Regions from separate parts of the Homo sapiens genome. Here region 2 is linked to region 1. Evidence: chromatin loops called from intact Hi-C (ENCODE). Cell type or tissue: IMR-90. All regions are shown on one strand.

Region 1 (2,500 bases):
TGATAGACACCCATCTATATTTTCTAACATCATAAGTTAAACATGATCATCAAGACTGAAGACAGTTTGGAGACAGGTACAAAGCCACAATCTCAGTCTAAAACAGTTGGGCCAATTGTGTTTCAGTTCAGAAGTTTTCTGGGTCTAGAACAATAAGGGATGCATATACTAGATGTTATAGAACATATACATGTGGGCATCTGGATAAGCACCAGCTAATTAAAAACAAATGTTCCTGTTCAGCAAAATAATGAGTGTTTATAAAAATATAAAATATAATTACATATCTTCATATCAATTGAGATCAAGGCTTGTCGCTGACTTAGTTTGAGTCAGGCCAGGTTTTGCCACATAGAGAATTGTATGGGAAAAACATCAGATTTCAGAGACTTTAGGATTGTGAAATTATAAACAATGAATTATGCACATATACTAGTTTTACTATATATGGAGGTAAAAGGGAGGTATTTGTTGAATACTTGTGATTCAGTAATATTTTAATAAAATGTACCTTTGTTAAGTTGTATAATCCTCAAAATGGGCCTTGTGATGTATGAGTCATTATATCTAGGTAACATAGTCAACTCAAAAGTAGAACCATCCTTGAGAATCCAGCTCTATTCCCAAGTCCTTTCCAACTACCATTATAGCCACCCCATTCTGCGAACACTTTCACTTGGTTGTATTTCTTTTATGCTTATTAAAGGACCCAGAACAGCATTGAGATTCCAATAAGCAGCCAGGTGCAGTGGCTCACACCTGTAATCCCAGCACTTTGAGAGGCCAAGGCCGGAAGATTGCTTGAACTCAGGAGTTCAAGACCAGCCTGGGCAACATAGGGAGACATTGTCTCTAATAAAATTAAAAATAATGATAATAATTAGCTGGGCATAGTGGGGCATGCCTGTAGTCCTAGCTACTTAGGAGGCTGAGGTGGGAGGATTGCTTGAGCCCAGGAGATCGAGGCTGCAGTGAGCTTGATCATGCCTCTGAACTCAAGCCCGGGCAACAAAGCGAGACCCTGCCCCCAAAAATAAAAAATAAAGATTCTAATAAGCACTCAGTAAATATCAACTGTTGGTCAACTACTGATAGCCATTGGATAGTTCTGGGCTCCAATGGAGCTATTGCTTTTTTCCAGTCCAGTTTTGACTAGATCCACAGGGTAAGTAAGCCAGGTTTAGAACAATAAGGTTTATGGTGACTTCACAAACTGTTAATGCATCTGTGGCATACTTAAAACAGAGAGGATAAATCATAGAAATAACTTAGTCTAGACACATTTAAGTAAATTTACACATAAACTTAATGGGATGTAAAAAATAACTCGTACATCTAGAGCGCTTTAAAATAACTCAATTATCAAATAGTAAAAATGAGCAAAACATATTAACCATATAAGGAGCTTTTAAAAGCACACAATCTTTTAAAATAAAATCAATGTGTTGATTTAAAACAAAAGCTTTTTAAGGAATTTTTACTTAGAATTTTGTGCAAACTGCAACTTTTCATCTATTTGCTAAGCTTTTTTTAGAGCTCCCTCTACTGTTCAAATATGAACATGCTCATTGAAATTTAAGGAAGGTAATCTGGTTTAGAAACATACAGGCTGCTGAAGATTTACATTAATAACTTGTGCAAGAATCGTCAAAAATGTGAATTTTCTGCTCTTTTTACTTAAAGTCATCCATCTAGTTTTATAGCCCTGCTCCTCAAATAAGAAAGAAAATATCTCTGTTGTACATCTTATGGATGCATAAATGTTATTTTCAGAATTCTACCTCTCTCCTGACTTAATCAGGAAATATCTGTTAATTTTCTTACCATTTCATGTATGACAAAACTGTATCATACAGAATACAAGAAAAAATGTTCTAAAACTTATGTAATGAAGATTAAAGAAGTCTTAAAATATCATGTGCTTCATAACTCCGGAAGATGAGAGATCATATTTGCACAGGTGATATGAAATTATGTAAGGTCTTTTTATCTCTAGCATGTATAACTCACAGTTCCTGTGTGAGTTAAATAAATATTAAGTATTATGCAGTATTATTGAAAAGAAACCAGGAAATACTAATACAGCATTCAATTAACAAAAGAAAACATTCTCAAAGCCAGATTTGTATGTGTAGGTCATGTTACTTGTTAGGAGATAAGATTTTACCAGAATACATGTAGTGAGTGGTAATGTTTCATTTTATTGGGAAAATGTGTAAATTTCAGATTGTTCTTTGTTTGAAATAATATACAGAATTTTTCCAACTCTGATTAAATCACAAACAATAAAATATAGGAAGCCATAAAATATCTTTTCAATAAAATTACCAGAGTAAATATGAGACCTAGAGGTTTTTATACCAAGATACTGAGAAACAAACCAGTAGTTAACTTCATGAGATAGAATTATCAAAGTGTAAAACTCCAATTAAGATAATGGTAGAGTTTATTAATTTAATAAATCAAGAGACAAAGAACAATATAATTCATAGGAGTTAGG
Region 2 (2,500 bases), 260 kb before region 1:
GAAGTTTTCAAATTGAAAGTTGAATACAGGGTGATTATTGTTTCTAAACTAAGGCACAATGTGAGAGTTTATTTTGTGTATTCCATTAATTTTTTTTGACAAACATAGTTTCCTTTTTATAAAAACAAATTGTAATAACTGTATTTTCAAATTTAATATGTGGCTTATCTTAACAAGATAACTTGCTCTTCTAAAGGTACCTCTTCCAAGAATATGATTTGAAAGCGGTAATTTGTTCCCTTTTGAAAGTGATAACATCATAAAACTGGTGGTTATCATAATATAGAAATTGATTACTTTAAAATACATAAGTGCATAATTCATGTATTGTGTCTCACTGATTAAGGAAATTAGTGACCATACATATACTAACATGTAGACAGATTTAAAATAGTAGCCAGAATGTTTTGATCACGCCAATTCACTTCAGGTGGCAAAGATTCTATCATTTTTATTAATTATTATTGTTACTATTATTGAGACAGTGTCTTGCTCTATCGCCCAGGCTGGAGTATAGTGGCACCATCATGACTTACTGCAGCCTCAACCTCCCAGACTTAAGTGATCCTCTTGCCTCAGCCTCCTGAGTAGCTGGAACTACAGGCGTACCACCATGCATGGCTAATTTTTTTTTTTTTGTAGAGGTGGGGGTCTCACCATGTTGCCCAGTCTGGTATGAAACTCCTGGGTTCAAGTTATACTCCTGCCTTGGCCTCCCAAAGTGCTGGAATTACAGATGTGAGCCACCACGTCAGACAATCCCAAATTAGTTCATTTTATATGTATGCCTTCACCCACGTCATCTTCATCCAGGGGCACTGTCATGTGTTAATTATAACCATACCTTGTGACCAGCAATGTCTGCATAAACATAGTCGCAAAAGACAGAAAGGCTTGAGGAGCTTGTTGTATTTCCATGGTGATGTACACAAACAAATAAAAATATGCTTTCTTGAATGTGTGATTAACACGTTCCAGAAAGCCTTGGCCGTCTATGTTGGTATTTCCAAAAGTTTGCTTATGATATTCATGGTGGGTTCATTAGGGTGACACAGGAACGCCGAAATAAACTGACTTCATTGAACACAGAGGAGAGCTGCAACTACGTATTGAGAACTTGCCCTTCCTGTTTTATTGCTGGGGAGAAAAATTATATACTTATTGTTGTTCATCTAATAAATATTTCAGACCCATTTATGAATCATTAGTGCCGATGCAATCCCCTTTGAATGTCACGAGGTGAAGTAAAGGAAAAATAAGATACATTTTAAGTTCTGAGTCTTCCTCTGCTACATTGCCTGAATCCTCGTCTATCCACACAATAGATTAACTACCCTCTGTGCATACTATATTTTGCTCAGCCCTTAATATTCTGAAGCTGAACTGAAGCAGGCGTTATCCGTGGCGGTTCCTGGGTGGTTTTCAAGCCCAGCACTACCCACCCAAGTGGCGGTGACACCGGCTTTCACTGAAGCCTTATTACTCTTAAAAGAGCAATTTGGTTGGTTGCACGGCTATTAGGATCACACAGGCAGCCTGAAAGCTGTCAGTACAACTGCTTCTCATCTTTTTCACATAATCCTGACATCTTTTCCCTTTTCTGCTGGACACAGACATTACTGTTTTTATCATTTTCAATCAAGCTCACCCAGAACACTGAGGAATATATTCCCACTGAAAGCAAAGTGGAGAACAGAAATTATTTTATAGCTTCTGGAGTAGAAGCAGGGCTGACTGCGTACTGAGGAGAAGGAGCCGGATCCGTGAGAAATGTAGCTTGGCTCAGGGCTACATCAGGAAGCTGCTACTTCAGCTGTTAAAGATGGCAAAACAACACCTACCTCAGGTTTTTCAATGATTAATGCTATTTTCATAACCAGGAGGGAAGAGGATGTGAGAAATTTTGTGAAATTAACTTGTGGAAATGTTATCATCAGAGAAAGTGGAGAAAATTACTAGGCTTGAACTTCTCTTCGTTTTGATGCTCTTCCTCTCTGGACCAACTCTGAGCAAGCTGACCCGGACCCCCTGGAAAGGAAAACCTTGGAAGGGGGGTAAGTGATGAAAGTTTCGTGTTAAAGATCTAAATGGAGTTAGCAAGGCCAGTTACTGCTAACTTAAGGACAGCTGAGGGTGAAGGAGCTGCTTCTGTCTGAAATCAGGTTTTTATTTCAGGAAAGGGGGTCTGCGTTGCAGATAGCTAGAAAGAAGAATTTTCTGTTATTGATATCAATATATTTTTGCAATGTTTGGTTTTCTGGGCTTTCAAAGCATTACAATGATCGTTTCCAGCAGGGAGACTGTAAGAGCAGATGCATGCTTCTCTAGTGCAAGAATATATGTGTTTTCCTTCGGAAGCCGCATTATTTTTAAAAGAAATGGGTTCTGAATATGCTAGATCCCTGAATTGTTGGCAGATTTTGTGAACTGATCAGAGGGATGTCTGAGAAAGGGCATGTTATGAAATGCAGTGCCACCAACACTAATTTTCTGGCTGACT

What was found. Peaks named below come from ENCODE experiments on the same cell type or tissue, not always from the same donor. Only the 100,000 strongest peaks of a DNase experiment are listed, where the experiment ranks them.
Region 2: a loop joins it to region 1, with 8 times the contacts of the local background. A loop is called at or near these places in 2 of 110 quality-filtered maps.

Annotation. Positions count from the first base shown.
Region 1 is chr3:76,569,106-76,571,605 of GRCh38, forward strand. It overlaps a transcript of ROBO2 not described here. Among named protein-coding and RNA genes, the nearest start is that of ROBO2, 470 kb to the right of the region's middle. In IMR-90, a CTCF peak has its summit at 1,547 (motif pointing left); no DNase peak of the experiment used is centred here.
Region 2 is chr3:76,309,364-76,311,863 of GRCh38, forward strand. It overlaps a transcript of ROBO2 not described here. Among named protein-coding and RNA genes, the nearest start is that of ZNF717, 530 kb to the left of the region's middle. In IMR-90, no CTCF peak of the experiment used is centred here; no DNase peak of the experiment used is centred here; H3K4me3 peaks cover 1,236 bases; H3K27ac peaks cover 1,232 bases.